Linked DNA regions of Homo sapiens: region 1 is linked to region 2. The links are chromatin contacts, found by Hi-C in ENCODE. All regions are on one chromosome and are shown on one strand. Each heading gives the region's core, a stretch centred on a gene start or an enhancer-like site at or near the end of the contact. The rest is flanking DNA. Distances are from core to core; before and after follow the strand shown.

Evidence for each region. A loop is a pair of places that touch in the nucleus more often than their neighbours do.
Region 1: a map of astrocyte of the cerebellum shows a loop between it and region 2 (8-fold over the local background). The contact joins the enhancer-like site here to the promoter of LINC02519 in region 2. A Hi-C loop is called at or near these places in 2 of 168 maps with a recorded cell type or tissue (PC-9 and astrocyte of the cerebellum).

What each region holds. Positions count from the first base shown.
Region 1 is chr6:169,450,307-169,454,796 of GRCh38, reverse strand. It overlaps a transcript of WDR27 not described here. Among named protein-coding and RNA genes, the nearest start is that of LINC02519, 64 kb to the right of the region's middle. RefSeq lists an enhancer at 4,003-4,490. Within about 2 kb of position 2,641, at least 23 of the 41 ENCODE cell types and tissues checked have a DNase peak (open chromatin) inside an H3K27ac peak, as active enhancers do.
Region 2 is chr6:169,386,287-169,390,773 of GRCh38, reverse strand. It overlaps LINC02519 (long intergenic non-protein coding RNA 2519), which reads left to right and starts at 2,368. Exons shown (of 2, transcript NR_187217.1): 1 at 2,368-2,573.

The DNA.
Region 1 (4,490 bases), core at 1,392-3,891, 64 kb before region 2:
TGTCTCCGTGATTACAGGCTGTGAAGATTCCTTCTGGTGCTTGCGTGATAAGATGATTCATATCATGTGGCACATGTCATGGGGCTTGCACAACTTTGGCAAGTCCATGTTCTTTAGACAACAAAGCAAGAATGTGATCGTGGTCCCAAGTCTGGCCACCAAGGGGGGTGGTCTGAACATGCTGGAATAAACAATATCTGTTCGTTTTTGACATTCTGTTTAAGGCATTCTTTGCAGATGTGGGAGCTCATTCTTTTTCCTTAGCTTAAAGAAAACTGTGTGTATTTCAGACTTATTGAAGGAGGACGCCTGGGTGTTTTCAGAGTAAAGGTGCTGTTATCACTGTTTGGCAAATGATTGGCTACTTAATGGAGAAAAAGATAACCTGTGTGAGTCATGTACCCACATGCAGGTCAAGCAGCCTGGAGGAACCAGGTGGCAGCACCAACTCACCGTTTGACAGGACCACCAAGAAATCTTTCTCAGATACCTAGCAGATATCTCCGTGGTGATAAGACTAGACTGAGCCATACCCAATGACCAACATGCAAATGGTTTTGAATAGCAATTTCATATAGCTCACACAAATATGTTTTTCCAAAAAGGGAGCAGAATATAAAATCCTGCCTCCTCTCTTTTATTTCTCTCATTTCTTTTCTCCTTTCTGACAAAAATTTATTTAGTGCCAACTTTGATTCAGGTCGTCATTAGGAATAATGTAATCAATTTCTTTTTTTCTGTATGTTCCCAACTTAATTTTATTTTTACTGTTATTGTAGCATTAACATACTCTCAGAACACACTGCAGCTGCCAACCCAAAAGAGATGGTTCATGAAAGTATTGTGCACCATGGAGAGCTAATCCAAATTTTATTTTTTTGTCTGAGATAGTTCTCCAGTGGACAGCTGACAGTTAATGTTGGTGATCTGCTTTGTGTTTAGGTTATAAGTCCCTTGGGGTGTGAAATTACCTTAAGCTATGAAATTATCTTACATTTAATGAGCCCAAATTCTTACTAATCTGTATCATATTCAGTAACGTATTTGGACTTTTCAACAGAGAATTTAAGAAATGATACAATTTAATGCCTATTTTTGTCACATAAGAGGCCAAAGATTCCAGATGGTTAACATTTTAATTGAAGTTAACATGGAAGATAAATGAAACAAGCTTGACTGGTCAGTAGAAATTAGGTTCTCTGCAATTTTGAAGGTGAAGAGAAAATTGAACTGTCACTAACATGAGGACTTCAAAAGGAATAGTGGGACAACCCAGGAGAGAAAGCGTGGGACTCCCAGAGATGGAGGCTGAGGCAATGTGTCCCAGCATGTGAGCGGCAGGCTTGGATGTGGATTCCCTCCATGTAGCAACAGCACGAACCAGCCCTAGACTTACTCTTTTTTTTTTCCCAACGGATGACCTGGACATTCTGAAGTTGCATTAATAGCAAGTTTATATTCCTAATATAAATACATCTCCTCTGAGTCTTGGAAAATGGGATCAACTTAATTGTCTCCACATGTATGCTCTGGGGAGCCTGGTCCTCACTGAACCCCAGTTACAAAACCTACAGCAAATTTTTGTCCAGATCACTGTCCATCCAGCTTGCCGTGTTCTGGAGGAAGATGTTTTGTTTTATAGTTTGTGCTATAGTCATGAGAACAAGCAGCTTGTGTTCTATATCTTCTTACTTTTTGAAGCAAGTGTGCTGGGTACTGTTCACGCTGATCAGCCCTAGGCCTGGGGGCCGTGCCCTTGCAGCCACTCTGAAGCCAGTGCCCAGCCTTGTGCCTGGGAGACCAGGGAGGCTGGGGAGGGAGGCCGGGGAAGCTGACTGCACGGCAGCTGAGGTCACAGCTGCTTGTGGAGAGAAGCTTCAAGTTGACATCACTGTGAGCTAAAACCGTGGCTACCCTCCGGATAACAAAGCAAGCTATTGGCAGGAAGAAAGGGAAAATTACGAAAATTAAACAAGGCAAGCATTAATGCCATATTGCCTTTTCTCTCTGAAATGCAAGATTTGGCAAAGCCAATTTCCACATTTGGCCGTGGCCTCTCAGGCTTCTGTGCCATCCCCGTGGAACGTGGTGCTGATCCTGGGTCTCCCCTCTCCAGCCCTGGCTTTGTCCACTTTGCCCCTCCTGGGCTCCGCCTTGCCCTCCTCCTGCGGCTGCCATGCCCGTCCTGAACTCAGCTCCTCTCTGACCCCACGCACGGCTCCTCTCTGACCCCACGCACGGCTCCTCTCTGACCCCACGCACGGCTCCTCTCTGACCCCACGCACGGCTCCTCTCTGACCCCACGTCCGGGGCTGCGTCCCGCCTCGGCTGCTCTCACTGCAGCCGTTTCTTCACAGGGTGATCCTCACAGAAACACTCAAAGCCTTCTGTTACGTACAAAGGACCGCGTGTCAGTAATCTACAGCCATTTACCAGTTACCAAGAAAACACGGACGTTTCCACTAAAAATCGCAAACGTTTCTTTCAAGCAAGGAGCGCCCTGCGCCAGAGGCTGTGGGAGGAGTGAGGAGTCTGGGTTCGTTCCAGCCGCAGTGAGTAAGGCGTGGGTGACTCCGAGCATTGCAGAGGCATGAGGAAACGAAAACAAAACCTGCCGAAGTGGGGCCTTACTGACTTATCTTCCACTGTGAAATAAATAAAATAATGTTTTTCTTTCAAAGATGTGGAACAAATCCATGCAGTTTGCTGTGGTTGTTTTAAAACAAACTAGAATTTTAAAAACATTTTGGAATAGCTAAGTTGACCATCTTGTCTCCATAAATGGAGAAAAATATTTTGCTCTTCAAAAGACAGCATTAGGAAACAATAAGTAGACCACAGAATGGGAGAAAATATTTACAATATTATATCAGCCAAAAGACGTGTGTTAAGATAATATTTAAAAAAACACAGTTTATAATAAAAAGCAATAAAAAATGAGCAAAATATTTGACTAGGCACTTTAAGAAAGAAGACACATATATGACAATATGAAAGAAAAAATTTCTCAGTATTATTCCTCATTAGGAAAATGCAAATTAAAACCAAAACGAGATGTCTCTACACATTCACTAGAACAATATCAATAACTTAAACATATTGACAATACCAAACGTTGACAAGGATGTGGTTCAGTGGAAACTTTTAAATTCTGCTGACAGAGTGTAAAACGGTATAGTTTGGAAATATGTTCGGGAGTTTCTGAAAAAGTTAAACATACATTTACTCATGTCTAAGCAATTCAACTTCTAGGTACTTATCTATGAGAAATGAATATACATGTCCACAAACACCTTTGTAAACCAAAAAGTATCTGAGACAAGTCTCAATAAATTTAGAAAGTTATTTTGCCAAGGTTGAGGACGTGCCGTGACACAGCCTCAGGAGGTCCTGGTGATGGTGGTCGGGGAACAGCTTGGTTTTATACATTTTAGGGAGACATGAGACATCAATCATTATATGTATGATGTACATTGGTTCTATCTGGAAAGACAGGACAAGTCAAAGCGCGCAGGGGGCTTCCAGGTTGTAGGTAGATAAGAGACAAATGGCTGCATTCTTTTAAGTTTCTGATTAGCCTTTCACCGAATGCACAATTTACTGGAATAGTTACGTATGCCTTAGTCTGGCTGGGTGAAACAACAGGGCGGAGGAAGCATTCCGATCTGTGTTTGTCTCATGTGAGCGGAGGGATGATTGAGTTCTGTCTGTCCTTGTTCCACAAGGAAGTTCCTTGTGAGCAAATTGTGAGGGAGGAACAGCGTTTTTATCTTTGTAGCTATCTTATTTAGGAATAGGATGGGAGGCAGCTCCCAGCTTGACTTTCCCCTTTGTTTAGTGATTGATTTATTTTCCTTTCATACCTAATATGAGACTGTTCATAGGAGCTTCATTCACAGCAGGCGGAAGCACTCATCTGGTGTCTATCCAGTGTGGATAGATGGTGGTGTTCCATGCAGTAGAATTTTCCTCAGCAACACCAAGGAGCAAACCGCTGATCCTAGCAGAGACACGCTGGATCTCGGGACCGCTACGCTGAGTGGAAGACACCAGATGGAAAAGGGTGCCTGCTCTGTGACCCAGATTCTATGAAGTCTCTAGACTCACTCAAACCACCTCTGACTAAAGAAGCCAGACCCAGTGTACTCTGGGGCCTGCCTGGATGGGGCAGAGACGTTCTGTGGGGTGATGGGTGAGCTCTGTCATCCTGGGGGGCTCCCTGAGCACGTGCCATGTATGTGAATGATATCTCAATACATTTCCCTTAAACGGGAGAGGCACACCCTGTCTGCACATTTCCAGCAGTGGTGGTTGGGTGAGGGCCGTGACAGGCAGCTCAGCTGTAGAACTGTGGCCTCGCTCCTGTGCAATTCCGTTCATTTACTCATTCAACAGTATCTTTAGAGCAGCCACTGAGTTCCAGGCTCCGTCTGGCACTTGGGAAGCAGCAGTGAACAAAGGAATGAAACCCGGAGCTGGCATTCCCGCGA
Region 2 (4,487 bases), core at 1,119-3,618:
AAAGCTGAGTCCCATGCACTTATATCTTAGCAGGCTTAACTATAACCACTAGTTATCCATGCATGCCAGCAGCCTTGGTATTTTTGAGCTGTCCTTTACCCCTTGTTTCATTTTGATTCATGTCCTCTAATAACTCAGTTTGTCTCTTTTCACCTTCAAGCCATCAAACTCCAAATGCTCATATAACCGGAACCTCGGACAATGGTCCCTTCTTCCGGGGACCCTTAGATAGGCCTCGGAGGAAGCTCTGACTACTGTTTCCCAAAACAGCACCCTCCTGTCAGCAGGAAGCAGTGAAGACTGGTCTTTGTCCTTATCCTCATCCTTATCCGAATGGCACTTAGATGTACTTCTTTAGAAATTGGGCATGACAGCAGCAGGAGGCAGCCAATGCCCAGGCAGATGGGGTGGGTCCCCAGTGAAACCCCACCTCCAAGCAAAAGACAGTTTAAAGCCTGAAAGCCAAGCTACAGGTTAAATCTTTGGATCAGATTGAGAACTTGTCTTCCTGTTTGGCACGCTTTCCTCTGATTGGTCCCCACCCTTCACCTATTTTACATTTACCTACCCTTTCCTAATTGGTTTTTCTATGCTGTCATGCCCACCTTTGAGTGGTGTCTTCCTTTAACCTTTTTTGGATTCTCACAAACCAATCAGCATTCACTCCCCATTCTGAGTCCATAAAAGGCCCCGGACCCAGCCATATGGAGGAACTTACCCACCTTGGGTAGGAAGACCAACCCCACATCCCCCCTCTACTGAGAGTTATTTTCAGCACTCAATAATATTCTTTTCTGCCCTTCTCATCCTTCAATGTGCAGAGTATCCTCATTCTTCTTGGGCATGGTACAAGAACTCAGGAACCACCAAACATGATACAAGCTATAACACAGGCCAGTTGGGGCATGCCAGCATGGCCGAGTGGGACCCAGGTGGAGCACTGCCAGCTGGGGCTCCCTGCTCTGCAACGTGACTGAGAATAAAAATCCTACATTGGTTTTACGTAACAGAAGGTGAACATCTGATAAGAAAGGGTGACAAAAGGAAAAGTCAACCATGCAGATGTCTCTGGGTATGTGGGGGAGTGACTGGTCTCACCTTGACTTTATTCTGCACCTGGGCAGGTGGGTTTGTAATTGACACGACCAGTGTGCAACTGAACAGACTTTAGTTTTAGGAGCTGGACTTAGACTGCAGTCCTAAAGTTTCAATTGGCCTGTCCTCATTCATGAGAGGCCAGCAGAGAATTCACGCAGGGATCATCTGTGTGGGCAGCTTTTCCAGATGCCTGAGGCCTTTCCCATTCTCTTTGGGTCTGGCTGATACATGATGTTAGTGACAGTCAATTCATTTGGAAGAGGGAGTGCAATGACTTTCCCTTTTGCATAAGAAGTTTTGGGGGTACTGAGATTTTTAGTTTCCTTTACAAGACCTTCCCGCAAATAAGTACAAGAGGACCCAGAGTGTGGGGTGTCTGGCTGTCTGAGCAGTTGGGCCACTGACGCTGAGGACAATGTGAGAAAGCCTGTCCTGGTGGAAGGGAGAGCAAAGGTGGAGAGAAAGGAAGCTCCATGTTAGTTTTTGAAACACACCACAGCTGAAGGTCAGTCCCCAAAGCTGGTTATGGTTGAAAGGGAGGAAAAGCTGCTCCCACGTGGCTCTGGCTGAGGCTTCCGAGACTCTGCAGGTGGGGGCCGTCTGTCTTCCCCAGGTGGGAGCTACTTCTTTTTAGAAGCAGGCTCCACGGCGGTTTTCAGGTGTGGCCTTGCCCAGCGTCCCGATGTTTTGCTTCCTGCCTGGCCTCGGCGCTCTTTGATGACCTCCTCTTGCCACACACTGTGGTCTCCATAGGCTGCCCACTGCTGATCCGAGGCTGGTGGCCCCCAGCACACGTGGGTTTCTGAGGAACACGCTGAGACTCTCGGGCCATGCCGTGACACAGGGGAGACAGCGTCTGCTCTTTTTCCATTTTTGTTCGTTTTCAGTGCTCTGACCCTCAGGAAGCCCACTTAAGCATCCCAGAATCCAGACGGCCGTGAACAAAGCTGCTGTGGTTTGGGGCTGCAAAACTGGCCCACAGCCCACCTGGATAACTGAATCGAACATGCCTCAGCCGCCCTCACCACAGGCACCATCCCCCTCACAGAAGTTTGATGTCTGATCATTCAGCACTGGCTGAGCCTCAGAGCTAAAATGGAAAATGCATTTTATGAGCAGATAACACATTTTTGGAATGGCTACTTTAAACATTGTGGATACAGATTCACAGAGACTATTTTTAGATGAATTATTTCTTCTATTTACCATACTGATTTGCTGGAAGAAAGAAAAACAATATTTTAAAAAGGGAAAACATTCTTTAAAAGCAGTGACTCTAAATTTCCCCTGAAGAGCAAAATGCTGTCTGTGTCTCACTCAATGTGGTGGCTGCTACAGGAGGATCTTCCCAGGCCTTCTCAGGGAATTCCCATCAGGATCACAGGAATGGTACCTGGCAGACACAACCCAGTCTGCACCTTCCATGGGCCACAGCTGATGGTACGAGGAGAGGTGTGACATCTGCCTGACCTCAGGTAAGTGGTCAGGTTATTCCCCCTGAGAACTTGGAGCTGAGACCAAGGACTGAGAAGCTGTCGTGGGAGTGGGGAACCGGCTACAGGGTGCCACAGGGACAAGAGGAGGGAACAGCAGCAGCAAAGCACGCAGCGTGGAGAGGCAAAGACAACATAGAGATGAAAGGGCCCAGGTGTGCTCCTCATTTGGGTGGCATCAGTTGCCCTCACATCCTTAGAATAAATGTCCCATTTTTTAATTCCAGTGTAAGTGGGTTGCTGACATTAAAAACTGAAATGCGTGACTGAGGCAGGTCTCATCACCGAGGTTTGTTATGCCAGCTTTAGGGCACTTCCAGGACAGGAGCCACACACACATCTGTGCGTTTTTTGAGGGGTTTTCGGGGGGTTAGTGCCGATCTATTTCCTAATGAGAGGAGCCCTGTAGGCAGAGAGGCAGGTAGGTGGTGAGGGGAAGGGTTGCATTCCTGTGAGACCTTAGTTCATGCCCAGCAAATCCATGTTTTACATAAGAGAAGGTGATGAGGAAGGAGGACTCCAGGAAGATGTGTCTGGGTAGGTGGGGGAGTGACTGATCTCACCTTGACTTTGTTCTGCACCTGGGTAGGTGGGCTTAAAATTGACACGGCTGGTGTGGAATTGAACAAACTTGAGTTTCAGGAACTGGACTGAGATTACAGTCCTGAAGTCACAATTGGTCTGTCCGTGTTCATGGGGGGCCAGCAGAGCATTTGCTCAGGGATGGCCTGTGAGGGCAGTGATTTGGAGACAACTGAGGCCTTTCCCCCATTCGTGGGGTCTGGCTGCTGCATGAGCCTGGTGACAGCTGTTCCTTTGGAGGCCGGAGTTGTGTGCCTCGGCCGCCAGGCTTAACTTTCCGTTTCTCATAAGGAGTTCAGGGGTCCTGTGATTTTTTATTTTTCTTTACTCTATTTCTTACAACCAAATAAACTTCCTTATATGCCTACATCATAAATATTAGATGTTAGAAATTCACAGGTAATTTCCCTTGGACTGGAATTTGGGCTCATGGTTGGAAAACCCGGAGTCCTCTTTCCAGGTCCGTTCTCAGCCCCTGGCTCCTTCCTGTGCCTGTCTCTGTTCTGTGCTGGGGCTGAACGGGTTTCTAGCCTCGCAGGCTAACACAGGGGGCTCGAACTGCTTGATCCCGCATTCTGGGGTGTTGAGGTTCCTGTTGTCTCTCCTTGTCTAACTTTCTGTCTCTCAGAGATTAAAAAGCTGGGATCATCTCTCTCTGCACTTCAGAACGCCACAGGATTTGGGCGGAGAGGCCGCACAGGGAGTTTCTAGAAGGGAGCAGGGCTCAGCTCACTCAGCACCCTCTGCACCAGCTCTCACTGCGACTCTTAACCCGGATGAGCCACGTGTCTTTGCTATGGGGGTTTAGAGCTGCGAGAGGTCCTAGAATTCTATGGCTTCTGCATTTTTGGTGAGCAAACCAAAGCTTTGAGAGGATACGTTAATTCCCTGAGTTACAGAACTAATTAAGAACAGATTCTGGGACTAAAACTCAGTTTGCCTGAGTCCTAGCCCCAGGGCCCTTCGCGGTCTTCACTATCTTCAGCCGCGTTTGGAATGTACGTCCTGTCCTGGGCTTCACGGATGCTGCTTCTCACTCATCCTGAGCCTTTGCTTGGAGTCTGTCCCGAGCTGCTCGGCATCGTTAGGACAGCAGGGGATCCATGCCTTTTCTGGCGATGGAAGTCAGTCAGCAGTTTCTGCAAGTTTTTCTCTAACTCAGCCACAGGCCATTTCTTTCTTCTGGACTGTAGAAAATAATTACAGTTGCTCTATTTTTTGTGTCCTTTCTTTCTCCTCTCTGATTTAAAGAAAAACACACAAGATGTTACGTCTAACCATGACTCAAAGCCAGGACATGGCTGTGTTAGCAAC